2 separate regions of the Mus musculus genome follow, and region 2 is linked to region 1. A link is a loop called in an ENCODE intact Hi-C map of the cell type or tissue named here. Cell type or tissue: heart. All regions are shown on one strand. Each heading gives the region's core, and the rest is flanking DNA. Links, peaks and the distances in the headings are about the cores only.

The links. Hi-C counts contacts between places; a loop is a spot of excess contacts. Peaks named below come from ENCODE experiments on the same cell type or tissue, not always from the same donor. Only the 100,000 strongest peaks of a DNase experiment are listed, where the experiment ranks them.
Region 2: it touches region 1 in a loop (6-fold over the local background); 2 of 42 quality-filtered maps call a loop at or near these places.

What each region holds. Positions count from the first base shown.
Region 1 is chr7:59,019,606-59,035,622 of GRCm38, reverse strand. No RefSeq gene overlaps it. Among named protein-coding and RNA genes, the nearest start is that of Ube3a, 200 kb to the left of the region's middle. In heart, for the core only: no CTCF peak of the experiment used is centred there; no DNase peak of the experiment used is centred there.
Region 2 is chr7:58,742,146-58,758,162 of GRCm38, reverse strand. All of the region lies in intron 2 of Atp10a (ATPase, class V, type 10A), which reads right to left. Among named protein-coding and RNA genes, the nearest start is that of Gm39019, 19 kb to the right of the region's middle. In heart, for the core only: no CTCF peak of the experiment used is centred there; a DNase peak (open chromatin) is centred at 8,052.

The DNA of each region.
Region 1 (16,017 bases), core at 4,579-12,578:
GACACAATTTTCACTCAAACATAAAAACAAAAGCTGAAATTTCAGTAAAAGGGAAATTAGCACAAATGTAAAGAGTGACCCAGAGAAGACAATAATGAAGAAAGACCTCCATAAATATGCTATAAGTACAAGTTAGTATTGTCAATAAAAGTCTTAAAAATATAGCTCTCTTTTTAAAGTGAATAAGAGATAGTCTATGGGTCACCTTGGGCGCAGAGTTGGCAGACACCCGCAAGGTCGATTAGAGGACTCTCCATGCGATCTTAGGATCATTGAAACTTGGCCTGATCAGGGTCACAAGTCCCTTCCAGTCGGCTCCAGCACTTGGTCACCTGGGCGCAGAGTTGACAGACATGCCCAAGATCCCTAGAGGACAGCAACTGAGACAGATCCCTTTTCAGGCTCCAGACATCAGGGCACCTTCCTGCCAGAGGAGAGGTGTCTGCTCTGCCCAGGAGGGCTTTGCCAGAGCACCTGGGGGAGCCATCTTGGTTCCCAGATACCTCTGAGTCTAGTCTGTGCAGGTGAGAGTGTGGACTACAGAAGCAACACAGCTTCTGCAACAGGTCCTGTTTCAGGCCTTCATCTTCTGCCAGGAGGGAGGTCCAAACACCAGGTATCTGTGCACCTTCCCTGTAAGAGGAGAGCTTGCCTGCAGAGAGTGCTCTGACCACTGAAACTCAGAGGAGAGAGCTAGTCTCCCAGGTCTGCTGATAGAGGCTTACAGAATCACGAGAGGAACAAACTCAAACCAGAGACAACTATAACAACTAACTCCAGAGATTATAAGATGGCAAAAGGTAAACGTAAGAATCTTACTAACAGAAACCAAGACCACTTACCATTATCAGAACACAGCACTCCCACCTCAACCAGTCCTGGGCACCACAACACAACTTAAGCTAGACCCGGATTTAAAAGCATATATCATACTGATGGTAGAGGACATCAAGAAGGACTTTAATAACTCACTTAAAGAAATACAGGAGAACACTACTAAAGACTTACAAATCCTTATAGAAAAACAGGAAAACACATCCAAAAAGGTGATGGAAATGAACAAAACCATACAAGACCTAAAAAGGGAAGAAGACACAATAAAGAAAACCCAAAGTGAGGCAACGCTGGAGATAGAAAACCTAGGAAAGAAATCTGGAACCATAGATGTGAGAATCATCAACAGAATACAATAGATGGAAGAGAGAATCTCAGGTGCAGAAGATTCCATAAAGAAAATCAGCACAACAATCAAAGAAAATAAAAAATGCAAAAAAATCCTAACTCAAAACATCCAGGAAATCCAGGACACAATGAGAAGACCAAACCTAAGGATAATAGAAGTAGATGAAAATGAAGATTTCCAACTTAAAGGGCCAGCAAATATCTTCGACAAAATTATAGAAGAAAACTTCCCAAACCTGAAGAAAGAGATGCCCCTGAACATACAAGAAGCCTACAGAACTCCAAATAGACTGGACCAGAAAAGAAATTCCTCCCGGCGCATAATAATCAGAATAGCAAATGCACTAAATAAGGAGAGAATATTAAAAGCAGTAAGGGAAAAGGGTAAAGTAGCATATAAAGGCAGGCTTATCAGAATTACACCAGACTTTTCACCAGAGACTATGAAAGCCAAAAGATCCTGGACAGATGATATACAGACACTAAGAGAACACAAATGCAAGCCAAGGCTACTATACCCAGCCAAACTTTCAATTACCATAGATGGAGAAACCAAAGTATTCCATGACAAAACCAAATACACACATTATGTTTCCACGAATCCAGCCCTTCAAAGGATAAAAACAGAAAAAACCTAATACAAGGACAGAAACCACGCCCTAGAAAAAGCAAGAAGGTAATCCTTCAACAAACCTAAAAGAAGACAGCCACAAGAACAGAATGCCAACTCTTAACAACAAAAATAATAGGAAGCAACAATTACTTTTCCTTAATATCTATTAATATCAATGGACTCAATTCCCCAATAAAAAGACAGAGACTAACAGACTGGCTACATAAACAGGACCCAACATTCTGCTGCTTACAGGAAACCCATCTCAGGGGAAAAGACAGACACTACCTCAGAGTGAAAGGCTGGAAAACAATTTTCCAAGCAAATGGTCTGAAGAAACAAGCTGGAGTAACCATTCTACTATCGAATAAAATCGACTTCCAACCCAAAGTTATCAAAAAAGACAAGGAGGGACACTTCATTCTCATCAAAGGTAAAAATCTTCCAAGAGGAACTCTCAATTCTGAATATCTATGCTCCAAATGCAAAGGCAGCCACATTCATTAAAGAAACTTTAGTAAAACTCAAAGCACACATTGCACCTCAAACAATAATAGTGGGAGACTTCAACACATCACTTTCATCAATGGACAGATCATGGAAACAGAAACTAAACAGGGACACAGTGAAACTAACAGAAGTAATGAAACAAATGGATCTGACAGATATCTACAGAACATTTTATCCTAAAATAGGATAATAGGATATTATAAAATAGGACAAAAGGATATAGCTTCTTCTCACCACCTCATGGTACTGTCTCCAAAACTGACCATATAATTGGTCACAAAATAGGCCTGAGCACATATACAAATATTGAAATTGTCCCATATATCCTATCAGATCACCATGGAATAAGGCTGATCTTCAATAACAGCATAACTAATAGAAAACCAACATTCACGTGGAAACTGAACAACACGCTTCTCAATGATACCTTGGTCAAGGAAGGAAAAAAGAAAGAAACGAAAAACATTTTAGAGTTTAATGAAAATGAAGCCACAACATACCCAAACTTATGGGACCCAATGAAAGCATTTCTAAGAGGAAAACTCATAGCTTTGAGTGCCTCAAAAAAGAAATCAGAGAGAGCACAGACAAGCAGCTTGACAAGACGCCTAAAAGCTCTAGAACAAAAGGAAACAAATGCACTCAAGAGGAGTGGATAGCTGGAAATAATCAAACTCAGGGGTGAAATCAACCAAGTGGAAACAAGAAGAATATTCAAAGAATCAAACAAATAAGGAGCTGGTTCTTTGAGAAAATCAACATGTAGATAAATCTTGCGTGCGCTCGACTGGCCAGGAAGAATGACGCTGCAACAGGATCCTTCTGCACACGTTTATTGGGAGAGCTTGATTGTAGAGGCGAAAAGACCTCGAGCCCAGAACTGGTGCTGCTTTTATAGGCCTAGGACAGGCGTTCTCTCTCATCTGATTGGTTAACTTGTCTCCAATCTGATTGGTTAACTTGTCTCTCATCTGATTGGTTAACTTGTCTCTCATCTGATTGGTTAACTTTTGTCAATTCTCAAAACCTCACCTTGGCAAAAGAACCTTTACTGGCTATGTATGTGTGGTGGCCAGCTGTAACCATCTGCCACTCTGCAACTGCCACTCTGTAACTGCCACTCTGTAACTGCCACTCTGTAACTGCCACTCTGTAACTGCCACTCTGCAACGGCTTCCCACAGATAAACCCTTTACCAGACTCACTAGAGGACACAGGGACAGAATCTTAATTAACAAAATCAGAAATGAAAAGGGAGACATAACTAGAGATCCTGAAGAAATCCAAAACACCATCAGATCCTTCTACAAAAGGCTATACTCAACAAAACTGGAGAACCTGGATGAAATGGACAAATTTCTAGACAGATACCAGGTATTAAAGTTAAACCAGGATCAGGTTAATTATCTAAACAGTCCTATATCCCCTAAAGAAATACAAGCAGTCATTAATAGTCTCACAACCAAATAAAGCCCAGGACCAGATGGGTTTAGTGCAGAGTTCTATAAGACCTTCAAAGAAGATCTAATCCCAGTTCTTCACAAACTATTTCAAAAATAGAAGCAGAAGGTACTCTACCCAATTTACTCTTTGAAGCCACAATTAATCTGATACCTAAACCGCAGAAAGACCCAACAAAGATCGAGAACTTCAGACCAATTTCCCTTATGAATATCGATGAAAATATACTCAATAAAATTCTCGATAACAGAATCCAAGAACACATCAAAACTATCATCCATCCTGACCAAGTAGGTTTCATTCCAGGGTTGGAGGGATGGTTTAATATACAGAAATCCATCAATGTAATCCATTATATAAACAAACTCAAAGAGAAAAACCACATGATCATCTCTTTAGATGTGGAGGAAGTTTTTGACAAAATCCAACACCCATTCATGATAAAATTCTTGGAAAGATCAGGAATTCAAGGCCCATACATAAATATGATAAAAGCAATCTACAGCAAACCAGTAGCCAACATCAAAGTAAATGGTAAGAAGCTGGAAGCATTCCCACTAAAATCAGGGACTAGACAAGGCTGCCCACTTTCTCCCTACCTATTCAACATTGTACTTGAAGTCCTAGCCAAAGCAATTCGAAAAGAAAAGGAGATCAAGGGAATACAAATTGTAAAGGAAGAAGTCAAAATATCACTTTTTGAAGATGATATGATAGTATATATAAGTTACCCTAAAAATTCCACCAGAGAACTACTAAGCCTGATAAACAGCTTCAGTGAAGTGGCTGGATATAAAATTAACTCAAACAAGTCAATGGCCTTTCTGTACACAAAGGATAAAGGCTGAGATAGAAGTTAGGGAAACAACACCCTTCTCAATAGTCACAAATAATATAAAATACTTTGGCGTGACTCTAACTAAGGTAGTGAAAGATCTGTATGATAAGAACTTCAAGTCTCTGAAGAAAGAAATTAAAGAAGCTCTCAGAAGATTTAAAGATCTCCCATGCTCATGGATTGGCAGGATCAATATAGTAAAAATGGCTATCTTGTAAAAAGCAATCTACATATTCAATGCAAACCCCATCAAAATTCCAACTTAATTCTTCAATGAATTAGAAAGGGCAATCTGCAAATTCATTTGGAACAACAAAAAACCTAGAATAGCAAAACTCTTCTCAAGGATAAAAGAACCTCTGGTGGAATCACCATGCCTGGCCTAAAGCTGTACTACGGAGCAATTGTGATAAAAACTGCATGATACTGGTATAGCAACAGACAAGTAGACCAATGGAATAGAACTGAAGACCCAGAAATGAACTCACATACCTATGGTCACTTGATCTTTGACAAGGGAGCTAAAACCATCCAGTGCAAAAAGACAGCATTTTCAACAAATGGTGCTGGCACAACTGGCAGTTATGTAGAAGAATGCGAATTGATCCATTCCTATCTCCGTGTACTAAGGCCAAATCTAAGGGAATCAAGGAACTCCACATAAAACCAGAGACAGTCAAACTTATAGAGGAAAAAGTGGGGAAAAGCCTGGAAGACATGGGCAGAGGGGAAAAAATTCCTGAATAGAACAGCAATGGCTTGTGCTGTATGATCGAGAATCGATAAATGGGACCTCATAAAATTGCAAAGCTTCTGTAAGACAAAAGACACCGTCAATAAGACAAAAAGGCCACCAATAGATTGGGAAAGGATCTTTACCTATCCTAAATCAAATTGGGAACTAATATCCAATATCTATAAAGAACTCAAGAAGGTGGACTCCAGAAAATCAAATAACCCCATTAAAAAATGGGTAGCAGAACTTAACAAAGAATTCGGACCTGAGGAATAATGAAAGGCTGAGAAGCACCTGAAAAAATGTTCAGCATCCTTAATCATCAGGGAAATGCAAATCAAAACAACCCTGAGATTCCACCTCACAACAGTCAGAATGGCTAAGATAAAAAATTCAGGTGACAGCAGATGCTGGTGAGGATGTGGAGAAAGAGGAACACTCCTCCACTGTTGGTGGGATTGAAAGCTTGTACAACCACTCTGGACATTAGTCTGGCAGTTCCTCAGAAATATGGACATAGTACTACTGGAGGATCCGGCAATACCTCTCCTGGGCATATGTCCAGAAGATGTTCCAACCGGTAAGAAGGACACATGCTCCACTATGTTCATAGCAGCTTTATTTATAATAGCCAGAAGCTGGAAAGAACCCAGATATCCCTCAACAGAGGAATGGATACAGAAAATGTGGTACATTTACACAATTTAGTACTACTCAGCTATTAAAAAGAATGAATTTATGAAATTCCTAGCCAAATGGATGGACCTGGAGGGCATCATCCTGAGTGAGGTAATCCAATCACAAAAGAACTCACGTGATATGTATTCACTGATAAGTGGATACTAGCCCAGATACTTAGAATTCCCTAGATATAAGATTCAATTTGTGAAACTCATGAAACTGAAGAAGAACGAAGACCAAAGTGTGGACACTTTGCCCCTTCTTAAAATTGGGAATGAAACACTCATGGAAGGAGTTATAGGGACAGAGTTTGGAGGTGAAATGAAAAGGACGGACCATCTAGAGACTGCCATATCCGGGGATCCATCCCATAATCAGCCTCCAAACGCTGACACCATTGCATACACTAGTAAGATTTTGCTGAAAGGACCCAGATATAGCTGTCTCTTTTGAGACTATGCCGGGGCCTAGCAAACACAGAAGTGAATACTCACAGTTAGCTATGGGTCCCCCAATGGAGGAGCTAGAGAAAGTACCCATGGAGCTGGGGGGATCTGCAACTCTATAGGTGGAACAACAATATGAACTAACCAGTACCCCCCGGAGCTGGTGTCTCTAGCTACATATGTATCAGAAGATGGCCTAGTTGGCCATCAGTGGAAAGAGAGGCCCATTGGTCGTGCAAACTTTATATGCCTCAGTATATGGGAACGCCAGGGCCAAGAAGTGGGAGTGAGTGGGTAGGGGAGTAGGGTAGGAGGGTATGGGGGACTTTTGGGATAGCACTGGAAATGTAAGTGAAGAAAATACCTAATTAAAAAAATTAATAGAAAAATAAAATAAAATAAAAAAGAGTTTATTTTAGAACCATTTTGAGTGATCACAGCTCAAGCACACAGATTCACATTACCCTAAATTCTATGTTCCAACATGGAGGAAGTTTCATGAGGTTCTTATGTTTACAGAACAAAAAAATCATAAATGAAGGCAAATTTAAAATATATTGGTGGGTACATCAGAGTGGCAGGCACTATTCTGTAGATGGAAGATGCTATTTGCTTACATTCTTAGCTTTTGGATTGGAGAAAATAAGCTAGTGTTCTAATTTAATAGATTATAAAAAGTTCGTTTTTTATTAATTACCACAAGATGCTAGTTCCAATACAGAGTGGGCCAGTGAATCCCTGTGCCAGAAGGCCTAAAACAGCCCAGGCCAGGTAACTAGCCTCTGAACCCGTGAAATTCCTTCTACACAGCACTGAAATTCCAATTGTTCTGTCAGTCTCTCCAGATATAGATTCCTTCCAAGAGTTTTGGTTCGTAGCATAGCACAGCTCCTTTTCTGGAATTTGTTTTCACAGTATTAATTTATAAATAATGGCATTAATAGAAGGTCTGAGTAGGTGTAAGGGGTTAAAAGTAAAACACTAAGAAGTGTCAATATAAAAAATAAGAAATACACACTCTGAAAATCCTATAAGCTAGTGGCTGAGAATGGCAAGATCGATTAACTCCCAACAATATTAAACATTTAACAGTAACCTTCCAGAGAACATTAGTAGCATGTACAGTTTCTAAACAAATTGGAGCCACATGAGAAGAAAGAAAACTTTCCAATAATATGTAAGACAGGAAATGTGAGGGAAAAGAAGTAAAAATAAAATGCATGAACTGTACAACATATGAATGGGATAGTAAAAATTAGTAGAAGTTGACTGAGAGAATAGATTCTCCCATGGCTAGGTGGGAGACTCTCCTATGATGAAAAAATCACTGAGAAGCAGAGGGTTGTAGACCTTATAGAATCAGATTTATAGTGCAGTCAAGGAACCTCACAGGCAAAGACAGAAAAATGGAAGTGGTCTGTGTGACTAAGCACATCCCATCCTTTTTCTGACATCATGTCCTTGTTTCCTAGCTAGTTCCTTGTATTGCTGTTGCTAGGCAATGTCAGTGTCTAGTATATTGCTGGGTACAGTCAGCGTAGATGAATGAAATCATCAGCCAGCTGTGACTCAAGGGTGAGGCACATATTTGCATTTTTCAGAGGCAGGAAGCTATACAAAAGATCTATTAATAGTCTGTTCCCTACTAATCTGTGTTCCGGGTGCTTCTCAGTGATTTTTCATCATCCCTGAACTTTCAGAAATAAATGAAGGTCCTCTCAATTAGCTGTAGTTAGATAGCAAGGAATAATAAGGCCTGTGTTGCTTGACAGAAAAGAAGAATCTCTTCTATTTACATTTTTATATGGATACAGAATTTTAAGTAGGTCTTTAAAATACATTAATTTCACATTTCAGATGTGATACAGATACTCTTGTTTTAGTAAGGTATTTGAAAACCATTCTCTCAAAGGGAAAGAATGGGCATGACAGATAAACCTATTTCATCCTATTTGTTTGTAGGCTAAGTGCCTCCCCACTAGTCACTCTTTTCTTAAGTTTGAAAATATTCTTACTATCTTGGAGTAAGAATAAAAGAAACCTGCAGTTCTTATGTAGCATGGGCTGGCATCCCAGGGAAAGCCTTAGGCCAGATTTAAAGATTCAGTCTGTACAAACTCAGTAGGTTCTCAGTATGCAGGAGTAGCTGCATTTAGCGCCTTTAAGGTACATCTCTTTTTTGCCTGAGAGCTGGTGAACTTCACTACCCCATAGCTACCAAGCCTATTTCCCTGGAATTGCTTAAAGTATTGTGGTGTTCTCATCTCATTGACTCTTGTTGTAAAATACTGTCCATGGTGCTACCACTGATGTTCGTTTGTCTCTCTTATTTAAAAAAAGCCTGAAACCCTTAGATTTTTCTTTTGATTTCTTTTCTTTCTTCCTGCTATTAGAAAAGCACTGACCGTAGGCGTTTTGCTCACATATTGGCCAATTAGTTTCCCATCCTCTGCATTATACCAAATTCCCTAAATTAACCATGCTGTTAGCATCAATATAGTCAACAAAAGTGAGGCCTTTAGAAAGTGGGTGGTCATGAGCACCTCACTCCTCTTGCTTTTATTTCCCTGCAGAAAATAGTTCAACATATGTAGTCAGCCGGCAAAGCCAAGGCTGAATCTGATAACTCAAGTCTATATTTGTGTTACTATCCCTTGCATATCCTATCTGAGTATGCAGAATATACTAGGGAGGGCATTAAAAAGAAATCCCATTAAGACTATTTTAAAGAAAATCCATCAGCTCCATCACTGGAAAGAAAAGCACAGTATTTTCTATTTAGGTACCAGACTGTATAGTCTCAAACAACAAAAATAGAACAGGTTAAGTCAAGGTGAGCAGATGTCTTACTCTAGGCCTAGCAAAACACCAAAGATCTGACAACCAGTTCCTGAACATGATAAACATCTCATCCTGTGGCATCCATTCTTTGTTAAGAGTTCACAGGGTACAGATGCCCTTCATTGCTGGTAATGTGTTCTCTCCCCAAATCTACTTTTAAATTAAAATTTGCAGTTAAACTCTTTTGAAAATGTGATGCTTATTATTGATGGAATCTCTTGATAAGATCTCCTCTTAAATCAGTAGATTATCTGTTTAATTCAGAAATCAATGTAACATAATTAATGAAAGGAACAAATAAAGGGACACCATCATTTTTAGTTGTGAGCTTGAGTATATATAGATCATCATTACTCTTTTCTACTGTTTCCTAGATTTTGTTGACAAGAAATACGTATTTTACTCAATTAAAAACATGGAGTTCAAACAGTTCCAGTGTCTTCTCCCTACCACACTGTGAGGGCACAGTGAAACTACTGAACTCAGAGTTTATTTAGGAAATTCAAATTTCCAGGGCTATGTTTTGGAGGCAGGCAGAGAGAATAGTCAAAAAGTGGGAAGAACCTTGCCAGTTTTAAAGAGACAGATTATGGTGGGAAGGATCCTGCGAGCTGGAGCATCCTGGGAGTCAGAGTAGTGGGAGGTGGGCCAGTGAACAAGGATAGCCTGGGAGATAGCCTGGGGAGTATGATTTGCTATGAGCTTGGCTAAGTTAATAAAAAACTAGATACCTCATTGTGGAAGTAGTTGACTGTAGTTGCATATAAGGGAAGTAAGGGCTTTTCCTGACAAATAGATATCAACTTCATAAAGTTTCTGAGGAACACTGAATGTAAACTTTAATTGATTTGCTAGCAATCCCAATGTTCACCAAGTCAGAATCCAATCTGAGCTGAGTCCAGACTGCCATTTACAATGTAATCACCAGTACTGAAAATTTGCTTTGGTTTATTTTTAACAATTTTTTATTAGGTATGGTCTTCATTTACATTTCAAATACTATCCCAAAAGTTCCATATACACTCCTACTGCTCTGTTCCCCAACCCACACACTCCTGCTTCCTGGCCCAGGCATTCCCCTGTACTGGGGCATATAATTCTTGCAAGACAAAGGGCTTCTCCTCCCAATGATGGCCAACTAGGCAATCTTCTGCTACATATGCAGCTAGAAACATGAGATCTGTTAGTTCATATTGCTGTTCTTCCTATAGGATTGCAGAGCTCTTCATCTCCTTGGGTACATTCTCTAGCTCCTCCATTGGGGACCCTGTGTTCCATCCAATAGATGACTGTGAGCATCCACTTCTATATTTGCCAGGAACTGGCATAGCCTCACAAGAGACAGCTATATCAGGGTCATGTCAGCACAATTTTCCTGGTATATGCAATAGTGTCAGTGTTTGGTGGTTGATTATGGTATGGATCCCCAGATGGGGCAGTCTCTGCATGGTCCTTCCTTCTGTCTCAGCTCCAAACTTTGTCTCTGTAACTCCTTCCATGGGTATTTTGTTCCCCCATTCTAAGGAGGATCGAAGTGACTACACTTTGGTCTTCCTTCTTCTTGAGTTTCATGTGTTTTGCAAATTGTATCTTGGGCAGTCTAAGTTTCTGGGCTAACATCCACTTATCAGTCAGTGCATATCATGTGAGTTCGTTTGTGATTGGGTTACCCCACACAGGATGATATCCTCCAGATCCATTCATTTCCTTAAGAATTTCATAAATTCTTTGTTTTTAATAGCTGAGTAGTACTCCACTGTGTAAATGTACCACATTTTCTGTGTCCATTCCTCTGTTGAGGGACATCTGGGTTCTTTCCAATTTCTGGCTATTATAAATAAGGCTGATATGAACATTGTGGAGCATGTGATCTTATTACCAGTTATAACATCTTCTGGGTATATGCCCAGGAGTGGTATTTCTGGATATTCTGGTAGTACTATGTCCAATTTTTTGAGGAACCTCCAGACTGATTTCCAGAGTGTGTACAAGCTTGCAATCCCACCAGCAATGGAGGAGTGTTCCTCTTTCAACACAACCTCAAAACATCTTCTGTCACCTGAAATTTTGATCTTAGCCCTTTTGACTGGTGTGAGGTGGAATCTCAGGGTTCTTTTGATTTGCGTTTCCCTGATGATTAAGGATGTTGAACATGTTTCCAGATGCTTCCCAGCCATTCGGTATTCCTCAGTTGAGAATTCTTTGCTTAGCCCTATAACCCATTTTTTTAATGGGGTTGTTTGATTTTCTGGAGTCCAGCTTCTTGAGCTCTTTTATACATTGGATATTAGTCCCCTATCTGATTTAGGATTGGTAAAAACCTTTTCCCAGTCTGTTGGTGGCCTTTTTGTCTTATTGACAGTGTCTTTTCCTTACAGAAACTTAGCAGTTTTATGAGGTCCCATTTGTGGATTCTCGATCTTACAGCCAAAGCCATTGCTGTTCTGTTCAGGAATTTTTTCCTGGGCTCATATCTTTGAGGCTTTTCTCCACTTTCTCCTCTATAAGTTTTAGTGTCCCATGGAGTTCCTTCATCCACTTAAACTTAAGCTTTGTACAAGGAGATAAGAATGGATGAATTTGCATTCTTCTACATGATCACTGCCAGTTAAGCCAGCACCATTTGTTAGAAATGCTGTCTTTTTTCCACTGGATGGTTTTAGCTCCCTTGTCAAAGATCAGGTGACCATAGCTGTGTGGGTTCATTTCTGGGCCTTCAATTCTATTCCATTGATCTACCTATCAGTCACTATACAAGTACCATGCAGTTTTTTGTGTTTTTTTTTTTTTTTTTTTTTTTTATCACAATTGCTCTGTAGTACAGCTTGATGTCAGGCATGGTGATTTCCCCAGAAGTTCTTTTATTGTTGAGAATAGTTTTTGCTATCCTAGGTTTTTTGTTATTCCAGATGAGTTTGCAAATTGCCCTTTCTAATTCAGTGAAGAATTGAGTTGGAATTTTGATGGGGATTGCATTGAATCTGTAGATTGCTTTGGGCAAGATGGCCATTTTTCCTATATTAATTCTGCCAGTCCATGAGCATGGGAGATCTTTCCATCTTCTGAGATTTAATTTGATTTCTTTCATCAGAGACTTGAAGTTCTTATCATACAGATCTTTCACTTCTTTAGTTAGAGTTACACCAAGCTATTTTATATTATTTGTAACTATTGTGAAGTGTGTTGTTTTCCTATTTCTTTCTCATCCTGTTTATCCTTTGTGTAGAGAAAGGCCACTGATTAGTTTGAGTTATTTTATATCCAGCTACAGCACTGAAACTATTTATCAGGTTTAAGAGTCCTCTGGTGAAAATTTTAGGGTCACTTATATATACTATCATATTATCTGCAAAGAGTGATATTTTGATACCTTCCTTTCCAAATATAAATCCCCTTTGGCCAGCCAAGCAGGACATATTTCCCCTAGCATAGGATAATTTCTATATTTTTGTATCTGTTGAGGCCTGTTTTGTGACCGGTTATATGGTCAGTTTTGGAGAAGGTACCATGAGGTTCTGAGAAGCAGCTATATCCTTTTGTTTTAGGATAAAATGTTCTGTAGATATCTGTTAAATCCATTTTTTAAATAACTTCTGTTAGTTTCACTGTGTCCCTGTTTAGTTTCTGTTTCCATGATCTGTCCATTGATGAAAGTGGTGTGTTGACGTCTCCCACTATTATTGTGTGAGGTGCAATGTGTGCTTTGAGCTTACTAAAGTTTCCTTAATGAATGTGGCTGCCCTTGCATTTGGAGCATAGATATTCAGAATTGAGAGTTCATCTTGGTAGATTTTAACTTGATAAGTATGAAGTGCCCCTCCTTGTCTTTTTTGATAAGTTTGGATTGGAAGTCAATTTTGTTCGATATTAGAATGACTACTCCAGCTTGTTTCTTGGGACCTTTTTCTTGGAAAATTGTTTTCCAACCTTTTACTCTGAGATATTGTCTGTCTTTGTCACTGAAGTAGGTTTCCTGTATGCAGCAAAATGTTGGGTCCTGTTTAAGTAGCCAGTCTGTTAGCCTATATCTTTTTATTGGGGAATTGAGTCCATTGATATTAAGAGATATTAAGGAAAAGTAATTTTTCTTCCTGTCATTTTTGTTGTTAGAGTTGGGAGTCTATTCTTGTAGCTGTCTTCTTTTAGTTTTTTTTTTTTAAAGAATTACTTTTTTGATTTTTCTAAGGTGTAGTTTCCATCTTTTTGTGAGTGTTTTCCCTTCATTATCCTTTGAAGGGCTGGATTCATGAAAGATATTGTGTGAATTTTGTTTTGTCATGGAATACTTTGGTTTCTCCATCCATGGTAATTGAGAGTTTTGCTGGGTATAGTAGCCTGGGCTGGCATTTGTGTTCTCTTAGGGTCTGTATAACATCTGTCCAGGATCTTCTGCCTTTCATAGTCTCTGGTGAGAAGTCTGGTTTAATTCTAATAGGTCTGCCTTTATATGTTACTTGATCTTTTTCCCTTGTTGCTTTTAATATTCTGTCTTTATTTAGTGCATTTGTTGTTCTGATTATTATGTGTTGAAAGGAATTTCTTTTCTGGTCTAGTCTATTTGGAAATTGTAGGTGGGGCTGGAACCACAAGAACAAATCCCAGCTTCTGGTTTGGAGGGTTTCCTTTGTCCCAGTTCCTGCTGGCACAAGATCCTCCAGGTTTTTTGGAACTGATGTTGCATTCCACTCACCAGTGATCTCAAGATCCTGGGTGTGCTAGGATGCCTGCAGTATGGAGAGTCCTCTGGGGACTTTGGGACCCCCCACTGAGTTCTTGCGCAAGATGGTCCAGGGCATTGTTTCTAATACCTACATTGTGATAGTTTAAACATTCTCTACTTTAAAAATTATTTTGCATGTATCTTCCTCATGAGCATTTATATTGACAGTAAATGAGATAAATATTTTGAAGTCATTACTTCCATCTACCTATAATTAATTCATAGCAGCACCAATGAAAGGAGCACTGGCCTTTGTGATGCATGTACAGACATTTAGGAGAGTGTAGATACCATTGGTTGTAGATAAAAAAGACCCACTTCTTTCTCCTTGGTCTTCTGTAGAATAATTTCTTTAATGACTTCATGGGAGCAGACTACTTGAGTATAGAATTCTTTGATAGCATAGATACTGTTTCCAATTTTAATTCTTTTTATCTTGAGTTTACTTCAACAGGACATTCATCATTGAAATCATTTCGACAGATTTCTTTTTCATATGGCCCTTTCTAGTTAATAAAAATGACCAGTTCTTGAACCTCTTGATTTGATATTATCTTAGTTTCTTTTGTAAGGGAAACTTTGCTCACAATTTCCAATTATAGCCCACTATTGTGAGAGAATTCAAGGTGCCAGGTGATGTGTTTATTAAAAGATAGAGGGGGAATATTTTTTATGGAGGCATTGTACAGTATGGGGGAAGGGGGTGCCTAGCCAAACCCATGCTAAGGCATCCCTTCCCCCGAGGGACCATCCACATGATGGTATAGTATAAAATAGAGTTTATTCAGGGCATGGGGAGTGAAGTTAAGAGGGTAGTAGAGGGAGAGAGAGAGAGAGAGAGAGAGAGAGAGAGGGGGGGGGGGGAAGAAGAAGGAGGAGGAGGAGGAGGAGGAGGAGGAGGAGAGGCTGGTCATGAGCTCATGGCTGGGGGGGGGGGATAACTGGGAAAGAAGAGGTAAGGGAAACAGGGAAAGAGCAAGGGAGGAGCAAGAGACCAAGAGGGCAAGAGAGTGAGGAGGGGGTAAGCAGCCCTTTTTATAGTTGGTCAGGCCTATCTGGCTGTTGCCAGGTAACTGTGAGGTGGAGTTTAGACAGAATGCTAACATTCCACAGTTTTGGTTTAATTAAAAAAGAAAAAAACTATAAAGGGGTGATGGTAGAGCAGGAATAGGGTTGTCATGATATCTGGCTACTTCATGCTGGCATCGGGGGTGACATGTCTCTAGGTAACCTAGAACAATGGATATGGGGAATGTTTGTCCAGTCTTAGGAGAGTTGACTGATTTCTTGCTGTCAAGGGTCTGTAAAGCCATCTGAGGAAAGGTCAGAAGTAACAGATCCAGTAGAAGTGTCTGTGTCTGTGTCTGTGAGAAGAGATTGGCACATCTGGAGGTTACTTCTCTGGAGCTGTTCTAGATATAGTAAGCACCTGGACTTGACAATATTCTGAAACATACATTTATATTTATTATAGATAAAGATTAAGTACATTTAGAAGAAAGAAAAATTTTTCTTAATATGTGCATTTGAAACCCAGAGGAATCCCGTTCTTTGGAATAGGTAGTAAGTGGAAACTTTAGGCAGATGGAGTCTATTTGGCCCATGAGAGGTAGATCTAAGTGGGTTTCCTGTAGCTTCTAAGTTTACAAAAGACATAACAAAATGAGTTAATAACATGTACAGTCTTTAGGAACTCAGATAATGTTAGCACAGTGACATAACAAGAAGAGGAAAGGTGAAGTATTTAATCAATGGTAAAGAAGTAACAGATTATTTCTGTAAAAGCTTTTTCTAGCTGTTAAGCTACAGTTATCTTAGTCATCAATGCAGTCAGAAATCTGGGGAGGAATAAACAATTAGCAGTCATATATTATTTATAAAATGACAGAGTCCATTATCCAACAGCTTCCTGTGGTCTCTGTGGTAACTTGGGCAGAGTCAGTCTGGCTTCCAAGTGCAGAAGACACAGTGTTTTTTTCTCTGTGGAGT
Region 2 (16,017 bases), core at 3,751-11,750, 280 kb after region 1:
TGGTAGGAAACTGGAAAGTCCAACATCATAGAACCCACATCTAGTAAGAACCTCCTTGTTCCTTCATAGTATACTAGGAGGCATAATGTTCCAAGACAATCTTCTTATTCTTATAATGCCACAAACATCATATGGAAGCTCTATTTTATGACCGGATTTAATTCTGATTACATCCCTGAGACCTCACCTCCAAACACCACCAGCATATTAAGTTGAGCAGGTTTTCAGTAGAACTTTCAGGAAAGATATTCAGCTATGACAAACTGTACCTTAATCTGTCTCTGATTCTGAGGACAGCACAGGCAATATTGTTTAACTGATGTAGACATACAAGGCAACTGGGCCACATAGACCACGTAACTGGCCCCACTTAGGGACAAACAAGACTTTAATTCCCTCTCTGTCACCATTCCTTTCTCTTACTTATCTCTCTCATTCCCTTCAGTGTCCCATTGGGAAGTGGAAGAACCCTGCTGTCTGGTGCTGATGTACCCTTCAGCCACTCTCATCTTTCACTCACACCTACAGAAAACACACTGCTAAGATCAGCACTTGAGCCAAACAGGCTTCAGTAACTTTTCCTGCACAAGATGATTAAAACAGTGCTCAATTGGCCAGCCACAGGCATTCTTGCGAAATTCCTAACCCTTGTGAGGATTAAAATGAACAAATGGAAGGAACCCTCTTTGTGCTACAAGGGGACCAGAATCAGATAGCAAGTCTACTCAGCCTACACTCTCAATGCTTCCCAGACATCCATTCACTGTCTATGGGACGAGAGTGGTCCTGCCTTGATCCTCACAAGACAGACAAGGGGTGCTTGAGTACTGCTGAACATAGAGCTAATGGGGAGCCCTCCTGTCAAACCTACAGCCATCAATCACATGAACTCCACCAAGACATGTAGACCAAAGCAAGAAAAAAAAAAAACATAAGAAACTAAAGCACAGGAAAGGGAGTTAGAGTTTAAGTTCGAAGAGTCCTACTGTACTCAAATGTAAGGTCTATTTTGTCCAGAGTCTTAGCACTGGAATTCTGATTGTCCAGCCTCCTTGGTCATACACATGTAAGAGTAGGCTCTAGTAATGTGTGACTAGTGGAAACTATTACCTGCACATCCATCCAAGGACCTGCAAAGGGTATATATATACAGCTAGTGGCAGCTCAATTATCAGGGAGAAGCAACAAGGGGTAGGCCTCTGTTGACACTTATTTTAAACCTTATCCTTAAATCTTTCTCCCTTTTCACCTTCATGATGGACATAAAATATGGCAAATTATAAGTGTTTAGGGCCAGAGATTTTTTTCAGTTGTGATTTCTTTTTTATTTTGGGATACTTACATATACATTATGATATATCTTGAGGGCATGCCCAAATCTAAAAACAAAATTCATTACATTTTATATATAAGTTATAGTCTGAAGCACTTTTATAATTTTTTAAAAAAAATAATTTTGTTCATGAAACAAAATTTTATAAAACATGATATCATTATGTCAGTGATATCATCAAAAACACTTAGGTTCTGGAGAATTTTAGATTTTTGACTAGGAATTCTCAAGCTGAATACTAGTATTCTGACCTACTAATGGAGGTTGAGCGTGCATGGACAGTTTGTCTCTCACGTATAAAGACCAGGATTAGATCCCAAGAATAACAGAAAATTGCAAAACATTTCAACCTAACATGCATAATCTAATTTATAAGGAAATAAACACTCAAGCCTTTTTCAGGTTGAGATACATGACAGGAAAGACTGGAAACCACTGATTAACTGTGAGGACAAAGGACAAAACAGCCAGACAAATCCAACTGAAAGCCCAGGTCTCTCATGCACTGGTCCCCTGACAGTTAAACCACCTTCCTTGGCTGTGAGGTGGAACACACACTGAAATCCTTCTGTGGGGTGAGCACTGACAACAGGATGACAGGGAGAGCCCCCAAGTAAGGGTTACAGGGAAGACAAGGCTCATGAGGAAGGTCCAGTCCATGTGGAACAGAGAGAGCAGAACATGCATGGTGGAGCTAACTAGGACACAGAGAAAATTCTGCAGACAGAGGTACTTGGGTCTTCCTTCACTGACAGAGGATCTGATAAGATGTTCGAACTGGCAAAAATCCAACCCTTACTTTGAGTGCCACCAAAGCCCTTACTGTGTGACAGCAGTTGATACCATCCAGGCCCTTTCTCCTGGAAAAAGTTTTCACTCTTTTCTCTCACAGTCATTTACAACATTGCAGTAGCACCAAGAGCTCCAACCAGTCCCAAGGTAGATAGCTGTGTTAGTTAGGGTAAACTGTCCACTAGAGAAACATGGGACTCTGACCATGTCTAAGGGGAATTATCTTAATTAATTGAGGTGGAAAGACATGCCCACTGTGAGTGGCACCATTCCACAGGCAGTTCTATAATCCTGGGTGATTATAGAATATAGAAAACAACCTGAGCACTAATATGTATATATGCACTGATTTCTTCTTCTGACTACAGACCTAATGTGACCTCCCTGCCATGACGGGTTCTTAACTTGGAACTATGAGCTAAATATGGTTCTCCCTTAAGTTTCTTTTGCCAGAGTATTTTGGTGCAGTAGTCGTAAAACAAGAAATCCTGATCAGCCCCATAGCCTTCCTACAGAAGGATGGAATAAAATCATTATATTGCAATAACAAACCAGGGTTCAACTGAAATCTTCACCCTTTAGTGCTGAGTCTCTTCTTTCCTGAGGAAGCTGGACCTATGAATGTAGTGTGCAGAAAGAGCATGCCTTTGGCTGCATCTCTCTCACAAGTGAACCTTATATTCTTGTGTGTTGATTGCCTTTGTAAAACAGAGCCACTCACAACCTCACACCTGCCAGCTGCTAAGGGCAAATTTAGAGTCAGATGGTAAGCACACAGTGATCACAGAGGTTGGAAGGCTGTGATAACTGGGGCACAGGTGCACACTCATTCTCTTTGTTCCTAATTGATAGCATCCATTGCAAGGTCTTTGCAATTTTTTCAAAAAAAATGTACTACATAGTGGAAGAGGGCAGAGGGGGACTCAAGAGATCTTGTGGTCCTACCATGTCCATGAATCTGGGTGAGAACTGATTTGACCAAAACCTCAAAGCTATGTTATAACCATGTTATAGCCAGGCTTCACTCAGCCCCACCTACTGCCCAGCTCCATTGCCCCTAAGCAGTGTATCATTCTACCCTTTTCCACTCCCACTACATTTAGGGTTAGGGTGGGAGGTCTACCAAGATGATAGTGGGCCTCTAAAGGCATCTCTGGCAGAATGGTCCTCCCACCAGAGCCCTCAACTGGAGTTTCAAAACACCTTTTCCCCTTTAACTTCTCATACTGTAGCCAAGAAAAACACCACTGGACACCAATGGCACGCATGTGAGGGTTGACTGCATGAGTAAGTTTGAGTGAGTGGCCAAGTTAAACACAGTTGCTATGTGTGTCTGTCCTCCCCAAGGAAACTGGACAGAATTCTGGCTGCAGGTTTGTGACTAGGATACAGCAACACAACTAGAGCTAGTCCTGCAGCATCCGTTCTAAGATCGTTCACCCCAGCAAACAGGCTCCTTGTGCTTCAAAGAATACAGTTGCATAGCACGAGGTTCTTCCTACATGGATCAATTAATAAACAGCATGAACAAAGCATCCCTAAAGACACTTGTATAGAAAGCTTTTAAAGCGTAGGTTGAAAGAAAGCTTTTCAAAAGCACTTTGTTTTGTAAAGTATAGTCTGAGAGTGTGTGTTTTAAACAAAAGTGTCTTAGTGAATTATGGAAGGAATTGGAAGGCAAGAACAGAGGGGTGGCTATTTCAGTAGTGTCTAGAAAATGAGGCAATAAACATGGAAACCACATCTGTCAACATGACCCTCACTGCAAAGATGCTGTCCTGAGCTATGCACAGGAGCCAAGATACTAGTGGATTACTAAGCAAGGGAGCATCCAGTGTGATTCAACCATCTCCTGCTCAAAAGTCCTACTGAGCAAGGATCCACAGGCCTGGCCAGGTCTCATCTAATACCTAGACTTGTAGGAGTCTGCTTTTTCTTCTTGGGCTGAGGAGTCCCTTTGTCACAGGAGCAAAACCTGCCTGCACAGATGGTGATGTTCACTGATAGGGTAGATCTTTTTTTTTCCCTCTGTTACTTCACCTGCAAGTTCAAGTTTTCTCTCATGGTGACAGCCAGTGGGCAGTTCCTTTGTAAAATGATGTTTCCATGACAGGAGTGCTTAATGCCCACTAATATTGTGTTGAGGGTGAGTGACACAAACATGAGAGCCCCATTTTGCATGTATTAAAACAGAAGCCCAGAGAGATTAAATCACTTCTCTGGATCAAAACCTAACTGGTGCAGGAGACAGATCTCACAGCTTACAATGGCTGCTATACCAGCTCACCTAAGGTCAAATGTCATCCAGCCAGGCTCCTCCTTAGGTTCTATCAATGCCTTCTTTCCATGCTTTTCCAGTGAGCCAACAGGAAGAGGCAGAAAGACAGGCAGCCCCAAGCCACAGAAGGCGTGGCCTTAAATGCACAATACAAGGGACAGGGCTCCAACAGCGGGTATCTAGTCCACTGGCCCAGTTCCTCTACTCTTAGAACCACAGGTTTTCTTCTGACAGCCAAGAAGGAGAGTGTTGGGTGTCCAGTGCTAAGCACTTAAGATCCAAACATTCTACAAAACATCTCTGTGGTGTAAGTGTAGGCCAGGAGCTCAAGGCCTCTAGTTTTTTGATGTTTTGGTCTCAGCATTATAAGAAGGCTTTGGTCTGATTCCATTCTGCCTAACAACTCAGGTTTCTTACCTCAAGCAAAAAGAGTTTGGCCTTTGATTTTTGTTTTTTCAGTGTCTACTACAGGACTACCTTCTAAAGTGCTCAAGAATCTGAGAGAGGGAAGAAACCTTTTAGAGCTATATGTAGACATGGGCCACTTTAGCCTACTTCTAGATGCTCCTATCCTCCTCCCACTCTCCCCCCACACCAGCCCTGCTCTGTCAACTTCTCAGGCTAGCAAGAGAGACGAAAGGGGGGAATAAAATGCACAGCAGGGGCCATCGCTTTCTCCAAACCACAGCCACATCACCATAAAGTCTGAAGAGCCCCAATGCATACCATTGTTCAGTGTGGGCTCTCGTACACTATAGGTCTTTCTATAGCAGAGCAGCTACTTCTCATCCTACTCTGTCCAAATGACAGCTACATTTACCTTTCCTGAATATGTATTGTGCTGTGCACAGGTCATATGGAGCACCTCAACCATCCAATCCCCTTCAACCTCAAAAGGTCTCCTTATGGACCCCGTCCCATGTGTGTTAGGAAGGAAGCCCAGCTTCCACATCTGTCACGGAAGCAGACTCCTGGAGCTCAGGCTCCATTCATTATCCTGCAATCCTGGAGCTCACTCTGTGTGCTTAACTGCAAAGGGTCACAATGCCTCTGCCAAACCACTAGGAGAACAGCTAGGTTGGGGATCAGAGCTGTCACTTAGTGAGGCATCAAGTCACAATGCATCAACCAAAGAAAAGTATTTCAGAAATAATCTAGCAAGGGTTTTGTCAATATTCCAATTTAGTGCAGACTCCCTTTCAAACCAACGGCCCCTAAGTGAGCCCCATAGTGTAGTATTGTGTGTAAAGATATGTATATGCATAGACATTTTGCTCTTCCTGGATTCTCGGCACGCATAGGTTCTCCTTAGGCTGTTTTCTTTGTGCACGGTAATCAAATAACCTGCCATTTGCTCTGGTCTAGGGATCCATTCCTCTATTTCACCAGAGAGCTCAAAGTGTGTCTTTCTAGTGAAATTCTTGAGCCAGAGTTCCAAGGTCAGAGCTATTATTTAGGAATGACATCCTGGCAGCTGCTGCTGCAAAGCATGGACTGCAGAGACTGAGACTACACAGCGTAATGTAGCAGCTTGGGAAGGCAACGGAAGGAGCCAAGCTTTTGTGTTCAAACTGCAGGACAGGCCAGACACAGCGTGTGTGTGTGTGTATGAAATAACGCAGGTAGGAAGCAGAAGGCACATGAGGTAGACAGTCTCTGGAGCCTCAATGCTGGGCTTGCTGTGTGACTAAAAAGTGAGACCTCTCTAAACCTAGATCCTCGCTCGGAAGACAAAGAAGCAACCACACAGTGCTTCAAGCATGGACCCTTTAGAACCCAGGGAAATCTTAGGACATGACCTACCTCACAATAGTGGGTCAAAAGGTCTATTCTACTATTACTCTGTATTAGTCAGGTTTCTCTAGAGTCACAGAATTTATGGATAGTCTCTAAATAGTAAAGGAATTTATTGATGACTTACAGTTGGCAGCCCAATTCCCAACAATGGTTCAGTCGCAGCTGTGAATGGAAGTCTAGCAGATACTCAGTCTCACGCAGCAAGCAGGCGAAGGAGCAAGAGCAGGCTCATTGAGTCCTGCTACATGGACTCAATAAGCCTGCTGGGTCCTGGTGAGGATCACGTTCTGATTGCACTAGCAGTAGCTCGTGTGTACAGGTAAACAGTGGCCACCATTTCAGGGAACGTGTACCTGAACACACAGGGTCAGAGAGACTTCAGAGGCAGGACTGAGCTTGATCGGGAAGTGACTAGACCACTAATAAAACGCTGTCAGTCAAGACCCAGCCCAGGAGAGTGGAGAGAGGTCAGAACTAAACCTTTCCCAGTGCTCGTGCCACAGTTAACTGAGGACATTGGGTGGACAGTGCAATCAGAGGAAAATTGTTCCCTTTGCTTAAAACAGTGCTCATGCTTTCTGATGCAGTTATTTCACAGATGCAGTCTTAGAAATACAGGCTTATAATGCGGCAGAAAAGCAGGGGCCCAAGCCATAGATGTGCCCCACTCCTCCAGTCCAGCAGCACCCTGCCCACCTCCAACACAAGGTCAGGCTTCTAAACGGACTCTCAGCAGATCTGTGCTTGCTATTTTTTCATTAACTGTGGGAACAAAGCAAACCAAGGCCCGGCTCTTTTTGTAATGTAAAACAAACACCAACTTGGGAAACACAAGATATCTCTTCCAGTGGAAATTAGTCTTCCCTCAAGGAAATCCTATAATAAAAAGTATATTCTAGCCAGGGGTTGAAAGGTGTTCTTTCACTATTTCTACAGAAAAAAAAAAAAAAGAAAAAAAAAAAACAAAAAACTTGAGGAAAAAGATTCTTCTGTCTTGGCAACTAATAGCTTGACATTTAACACATCTCTAAAAACAAACAAACAAATAAATCCATGTAGCACAAGTTCTGAATATTGTTCCATCACAGATTCTGGCTCCTTATGATGCCCTGTCATTCCCAGATTTTAGTAATTAGCACATTAATACACAGACAGTCAGCTTTCTGGAAGAATGGAGCCATATATTACTGAGCCAAGGTTCTCTTCTACTATTGCTGATTTTTCCGGCCGGAAATTCATCAAGAAAAGGCACTTTCCACCTCTGGGAGCAGAGTGAGCTTGAATGAGCTCATGGAGATGACCAATGTGACTGACACTGCACATGGAGTAAAGTTCCCTCTGAAAATACACTGATGGTTGAATTGTGCCTCTTTCAAAGTCCTATGCAGAACTACCAAATATGACTGTATACATGGAACAAGCCTTTGAAGATGTGAGTTAAAATGGAGTGTTAGAGTAGGCCCTGACCCATTGTGACTGTCTCCTTATAAAGACAGGAGATGAGGTCACAGAGGAAAGAACCAGTGAAGACTAAAGAAATGGCTACCCACAAACTGAAGAGAGCAGCTCAGATGGAGCCAACCCTACCAAGCCCTAGCCAACCCTACCTTGACCCCTAACGTCCAGTCTCCAGGACTGAGAAAATAAATTCAGGTTTAAGTTCCAGAATGTGTAATTCTTGATTTTAGTAGTCTAAAATATGTGTGTAGGAGACCTCAGCTATGCTGCCCATAACTAGAGCTGTAAAAACCCTTAGATCTGGCAGCTGAAACACGTCAGCAGGTGTCTCTACTCCTAGCTCCTCCAGACCGAAAGTGAAAATGAGCAGAGATGACTGAGCAGTGCTGGGCCCTGCGGTCTAGAAGCTGGGATATGAGCCAAGAGTATCATTCATACCTTCATATGAGGCATCACTTTCTCTTGGCAAGACACAAGCTGCCTTTCTCCTCCATTCCGCTGGACATTTTCTGTTAAGACTTAACGGGTGAGTTTCTATGTTGCTTAGTCTATGTTGAAAGAGTTGGCAGCACTTAGGTTCCAGAGGACCAAAATGTACAATAGTCTTGAAGTCATTAGCACAAGAAAAGACTTCCTGAACAGAATTCCATTCGCATATGTACTCAGATCAACAGTTAATGTGTTAGTGAAACTAAAAAGCTACGTACACCAAAGGACACCACCATTCAAAGGTACAGGCTACACATTTTTTACCAACTCCACCTTCTACAGAGGATCAATATCCAAAATATATAAAGAACTCAAAAAAAAAAAAACCTGAACATCAAGAAAACAACCAAATTTAAAAATAGTGTATAGATCTAAACAGAAATCTCAAAAGGAGAAATTCAAATGACTGAGAAACCCTTAAAGAAATGGTTAACATCGTTGGTCATCAGGGAAGTGTAAATCAAAACACTTTTGAGATTTCATCTCACATCAGACAGAATGGCCAAGATCAATATAAGAAATAGCAAGTCATGCAGGCAGCAATGTAGAGTAAGGAGAGTATTCATCCAAACTTGTACAGCAACTAGGGAACTCAGGCTGGAGGTTCCTCTGGAAGCTGGGAAAGGGTTTACCTCAAGATCCAGCCATACTACTCTTGAGTATATACTCAAAGGAACTTTCATTCTGTTGCAAAAAACACTTGCTCAACCATGGTTTCCTTTTGGTTTTTGTTTTTTTTTTTTTTTTAACTTTTTGTTTTGTTTTGTTTTTTTGTGGCTCTCCTCATAATAGCTAGAAACTAGAAGAAAACTAGATGTCCATCAATAGATGAAAGGATAAAGAAAATGAGATACATTTACACAAGGGACTATTACACTCACTGTTTAAAAATGAAATCATGAAATTCATGGGTAAATACATGTTACTAGAAAAATCATCCTGAGTGAGCTAACCTAGACCCAGAAAGACAAATATAGTATGCATCCTCCTATATGTGGATGCTAGTTGTTAAGTCATTGATAAATTACAAACCATATAATCACTGAGGCTAGGTACAGAGTAAGGAGGTAGAGAGGAAGGCTGTATCTTCCTAGGAATAAGAATAGATAGTTAAGGATGGACTTGTAGATGGGGGAGTGAAATGGGAAGATCAAATGGGGGAAGGAGGAAAGAGAGAGCAAGAGAGGAAATACAGAGAGGGATGCTAAAACTAAGGGCCATGTGAGGGCTCATAGAGAATCCTAATATAGTAGAAGCTTCCTACTGTATATAAATATATAATGGAGATTTAAATGATATCACCAAATAATAGGCGGGAGAGAGTCCAACTGAACATGTCTCATTACCAAAGAAAGTTCCCAGTCTGGACTTGGCTACATCTAATTGAGTTGCTGGTTAATAGAGTCCCATGGGAATCTATGAGTAAGATCAGTGCCTTGCTCAGCCATCAGAGACGCTTTCTCCTTTAGCAAATGGGAATGAATACAGAAACCCAGAGCCAGAAAATATGCAGAGAATAAGAGACCTTGAAATCCTCCACAATAAATGGGATGCCTCCAACAAATCCCTCAACAACAAATCTCAAGGCTCATGGAACTTGGTGGAAGAGGAGGTGGAAAGTGTGTGAGCCAAAGTGAATGGAGAACAAGGAAATATGGCCTTCCAAGCACAGCACAAGAGATGCGCATAAAAACTCAGAGACTGCGGCAGCGTGCACAGGGCCTGCATGGGTCCGCACCAGGTGGGCTCCCAGAGCTGAAAAGAGAAATGTACACATTACTGACCCAAAATCTATCTCCAACTATTTGAAAAAAATTAGTTTTTCTCAAAGGGAGTCTCACTGAAGAAACAAAACACTCTTAAGGGCAGGCCCCATGCTCAGAAGTAGACAGCCAACAAAAATGAGTTCAGTGGCATTTGGGGAGGGTCTTTGTCTCATAATGTTGAGTCAGAGCATCTTTTTAAAAAATAAAATAAAATAACCAACAACAACAACAACAAAAAAACCTTTATAGGTCCTTTGCATATATAGTTTTGGCTTCCCACTTTATGTCTCCATGGGATTGCGTGTATGCAAACCTGTGCCTCTGCATCCTCTTGTGCTTTTTCTTTGGGTCTTTTTTCCCCCGTTTTGTGCTATCCCTACTGGTTTGCTTTGTTTTAGCTTATTGTATTTTGTTATTGTTCTTTATATGCTTGTTTGTTTTCTACCAAGGATCTGCGAGGGTCTGAGTCTGGGTGGGAGGAAAGATAGGGAGGAACTGGGAGACGTAGGCGGAAGTAAAGCCATAATCTGGATATATTGTATGAAATGTATTGTATTTTCAGTATAAGTAAAAAATTAAAATGTCAGTGCACACCTGGGAAAGGGTGCAGCACCCAGTGGGTGAAGGGAGTATAGCTGGCACTGCTAAAGGGTGAAGGTATCTTGCCACTTTATCAGAAAATGTCACAGTGTAGACTGTACGTATCCCCTAGATGTTACAGTGATGCCATTGGAACCTGATAGAATCTATAAGACATTGGGCCAGTTGGGAGAAGTCACTGGGGAACAATGGGACCACTGACCCCTTCCTCTCCCTCTTCTCTTTCTGGCCATGTGTGAGTGAGTTTGTTCAGTCTGTGCTCCTACTGCATCTACTCAACCAATAGCTCATGAACTGACTCCTCCTAAATGATAAATCAAATAAGCCTATTTGGTTATCTTAATCATGTGTTTCAGTGAAAGACAAGGAGCCCAGGCTAGCCTCAAATTCACTATGGGGCTGAGGATGAGCGAGAACTCCAGATTCTCTTTCCCACCCCCTCCACCAAAAGGGGGGGGGGGGCTTTGATTTCTGATGCTTTAACAGTCTTAGACTCTGACCCTGAAAAATCCCGTTCCAGCCTTTCTAAGGGAAATGACAACAGTCCACAGTACATAGGATCTCCTGAGCCAAGGAAAAAACACAGGCTTCAGAGTCTACTCTGGAGAATTTCCTGCTTGGTGGTCAAGGCTCCTCGTACTTGATAAAGGCCGGATGAGCAAACCAACCAACCATTTGATGTTTTGTCCAAAACAAACGTAGATGTGTAAGCCTTTGAAGTTGACCTAAGTTAGCCTTTCTCTCCACACAATGAAAAGCTTACTTTCAGCCCATGACAGGTGCCACTGATGAAAGTCAGTCACGCCAGGTAAACAAGAACTATTTGTTCTTTTAACTCGAAGACAAAGTTTAAATTCGACATTTTCACTTAGTTGAATCTTTGGAGTGGAAGTGGGAAGCATATTGAATTACTGGTTGTTGATCTCAGGGCTTCATACACCCTAAGTGTCCACTAGTGAAGGAGAGAGACAGAGACAGAGACGGAGACGGAGATGGAGAGACAGACAGAGATAGAGAGACAGAGACAGAGACAAAGACAAAGACACAGAGAGAATATCTTTAAAGGGCTCTGGGCCAATTCCAGACCTATGAACCTTTCCTCTGATATTTCCATGTAACTGACTTTGGAGCTTAGGGGAGGCCACTTCTCATCAGTCAGTGACACCCACATTTCTTGGCCTTTAGTAGGTGAGGAACAGTGGGGAGTAAGGCATTCTGACACATACACTTTAGTATGAGTGACTAAAAATTGCTTTACTGAATCTGACGGGCTAGAGAAGTTTAGATTTGTCCCAGTCTCAGATTAGTTAAGATTCTCAAGGGGCCCTTAAGTCACTCTGCAGCACATGAGTCATTCATTAGCATAAATAAAGTGGAAGGCTCTGAATTCATCTCACTATTGAATCCCAGATTGATCCTGTCAGATAGCACAATTCCATCCACACCTGCGTAGGTGACAGCTTTTCTTGAAGTCAATTTCATGCCTTGTAAGGTCTGCTTTGCATCCCCATCTCACAGCTTCCACCTCCTCTATCTACCTGTGGATGGGTGACACTCCAAGACACGCTCTCACCACAGTGAGAACTGAAACATAGCTTTTCTCTTGGAGGCCACATGCAAACTAAACAAACCATGTGGAGAAATGCAGAGGTACACCTGTAGACCTCAGAAACAATGGCTATAAGTAAAATGCAGTGAGCTGGTCCCAGCTATGTTCTATGGGCATGGAGAAGTTTCTGCCCATAGGACACTTTGCTCACAAAACAACTGAGAGACAGATGACAGCAGAAAGGGCCCCTTCAACAAAGAGCAGAGTGTTCTTAAGTCCACTCTGCAGTGGATGGAGAATCTGAGCACACTGACCTACAGCCTGCATCCGCAGGCGTGTCAACGACAAGACTGCAGGCCCTGTTCCTCAGATCATTATCTGAGAGACCCACTGTTTCTAGAACACGTTATCGGTGCAGAAAAGATTATTTACCATTCTGTAAATTTAAAAGTAATACAAGTCAGGTGTGCTAACACATGCCTGTAATTTCAGCATTTAATGAAGCTAACGCAGGAAGGTCACAAGCCTGAAGTTAACCTGAGCTACATAACCAGATCTCTTCTCTAATACTACAATACAAAAGTACTGCAAATATTTGTGCATACTTCTGTACACACATTCTTGTGTACAGACACACGTAAAAACATATACAATCACACCCACTTATAAACAGAAACTTATTATCAAGTGGGACAGCAGATCCACTTAAGAAAAACCATCAGAACACATAGCTTTAGTAAATCAACTGACAAAGAAACCACTCATAGAGGGCTCTTCTCCAACAGAGGCAGCCTCTGGACTGGCCTGCCCTCCTCTTCCCACCATCATCTGAAATTCCAACCCACCCCCACCCCCACCCCCAAGTTTCATGACTCTACTTCTGTTTTATTTCCACCTTCCACCCCATTCACTTCCTTACATAGATAATACGAATGCCAGAAGAAAATGCTTCTAGTTTTGATTAATGCACCTTTGATGCTTAACAGATGCTCTATAAATATTTGTTGAATTGTGTTAACATCTGCAAAGTTGTATATGACTTGTAATGCTTAGAGAATACCTTATTCTGCAGAGCTGTGCATACAACTATTACTGGTGAGCTAGAACTTCTTCCCTGGGCTTCAGTGGAATTGACACAGCTTCAGGCTAGGCCTGCAGGTCTGTGTGAATGGTTGGAAAACCCAGAGAAATCCTGAATGCTTCTGACCCCTCCCTGATGGTTCAGACAGTACCTGCTTGTTCCAGCTCCACCTGGACCAGCAGTTTTAAATATGGTAGGTAGAGTATCTGCATTTGCCTTATTTATTTCACACTGGTAACACAATGAGATGATCATTATTTCATAGAATTCATTGTTTTAGAGCATGAAAAATTTTAAAAATAGTGTTTACTGGATCTCAACGGCAAAGGCATTATAAGAGACCATAACAAATGTGATGCGCAAATAGGAATGTAATTTTTCACACTGGAATTCCTTTCTGAATTCTTGGATGCTATCATTAAATTCCAAGTTTTAAATGAAACATTTCTCTTTAAGTCAAAAACTCTTAAGTTTCCTTTGACAGAGCTTGATGATGGAGCCATCTGCCCAGTCTGGACCCTCACCCATATATTAGGTCTGAGTGGGGCATGACCATCACCTCCTACCCATTCTATAGCCCCTCGACCATGTTCAGTTTTATTCAGTCATCGTCACTGAACAAACACATTTCCACTTCAGGGTGTGTGTAGGTCTGTGTGACTGCCACAGAGAGCTAGTGTCTTAATATTCCTTCTAACATTCAGATTATGTTCAAGGTCCTCTTTCTAGAAACATCCTTGACTGCTGAAGATGGCTACTTTCTCCAGTATTAGGCCCTAACAGAAGCATCAGCGGGTAGACCTCTTTGTTAGTCTCTCAACAGATGAACACTTCATCTTACATGAATGACAGTGTAAGAGAGATGCTAAATTCTACATTGTCAGTAGAGGGCACTGGTGGGAGGTGGAGGAGTAAATGACTAAATCCAAGTTTCAGGAGTAGGGGAAGTGGAGAAAGACATTGTTTGGGCCACTTCAAGTCACTAGTCACTTTCTCCATGATTTATTTCAGGATAATAAAACTGAAAAACTTCTCTGAGCTAGGCTCAAAGGCTAGGGCTCCGTGGCACAAATGTCTAGAAAGCATCTGCCTGTCTTGATTATGGCTCACTGCAGCTGCCAGGGCTGTCCACCTCAAGAACACATAGTGTAGCCTCCCCAGTGGCCAGTGATCAGAGGGTCCCGTGGTATCCAAGCTTGGCAGCTCTCTATGATCCTCTGTGGTACATTTCCAGTGAGTTCCAAAATTACAGTTCCTCATTAGCCCTCCCCACCACCATAGGCTATGGAAGTGCCCTGAGTAGAGAAGGCTGTGTTTTGTCTTAGACCTGATGCTTGCAACAGCCACTCCTCTACCCATCAGCCTTATCCCAGATTACATTTGCTTCCTGTGTGGCACTGCAGTTTTCGCTTCAACAGCAGAATACCTGGCCAGTGAGACAGGCATCCTGTGCTCCATTACTACCACCACAAGAACACATAAAAGTCCTTGATAGACTTTCTCTGGTGCAATCATGTGTGACTTGTCTCCTGACTGGACTCTGATGACACACTCCTCCCCTGTGGAAATGGCAAGGTCATTGGTTATTAAAGAAATACAGACATAAAAATCCCTTCTAATTTAAGTTTTCCTGCAGTCTACTCCTTCCAATTTACTATCTATCAAATGGGTAAAATATTTCTGTGACTCTTATATAAATCAAGATTGGGTTCATTCTTCATCTTTCTATGGCTTAAAAACAAAAGAAACAAGCAAGCAAAAACAAACACTTAAATACAGAGAACTTGCATTGTAATGCTGCTATGAGACACTTGTCTTGTCAGTTGTTGGACATTTAGAACCAAAGACTTATGGCTTTTTACTTTCAATAAAGGAAATAAATACATAAATTTCAGAATTATAGTATGTCAATATTAATCATGAAAATGAAAAAAATACATCAATATGAAAACCAAAATGTGTATACATCTTGAAGAATTTTGCTGCTGTCCAAGAAACCATTAATAAGAAGTCAGAGTTCCCTAAATTGTTAGTGTGACCTAATTTGACTAGATTATGACTCAGTTCTATTTGCTTCCTCAAGTCTCCCTAGAGGGTGATAGAGAACAACCTTCTGTATTAGTTACTTTTCCTGCTGTGACAGGCACATGACAGACAGCAGCTTGAGGGTTTATCTCTGCCCTTCTACAGATACAGTCTACCATGGCAGTCATGGCCATCATGGCAGCAGATACATGAAGCAGCTTAGTCACACACACACGACATCCAGAGTCAGGAAGTGGAGCATGAGGGATGCTTGTGCTGGGCTTGCTGTCTCCTTTCTAGTCAGTCCAGAATCCCAGGCCAGGGATGGTATTACCCACAGCTAAGCTGGGTCTCTCACTTCAGTGAACCACATAATCCCTCACAGACATCTCAAAGATTTGTTTCCATGGAGATTCCCTAGCCCATCAAATTAAAAAGATTACCCATCATACCAACTTTGAATCTTAAGCATCCCACTTACATCTGACTTGTTTATAGGAAACATGATGAAGCTACAAAGTGTCACAGTTGCTGCTTGAGAAATAAGAGGGGTTTAGAAGAGTTCAGAAGTTGAAGAATAAAAGACATGAAATGATTAAGTTCTTTGGAGTTAGCTAAGGAGTCAGTCCGTGTCCATCCCTACCACCATGCTAAACATGGCCACTATACTCTTGGCTCTACATATCATCATCTTTCCCTCAATTTCAGATACTCACACGTGCTCACTTAGGTCTGCCTCATCCTCTACACACTGCACTACTTCTGTGCTGCTCGTTGTACCGGGCCCCACCTCTTCCTTCCTCCTGGTGAGACACTGAAAACTGGAAGGGGACTTGTGTCCTTTGCAAC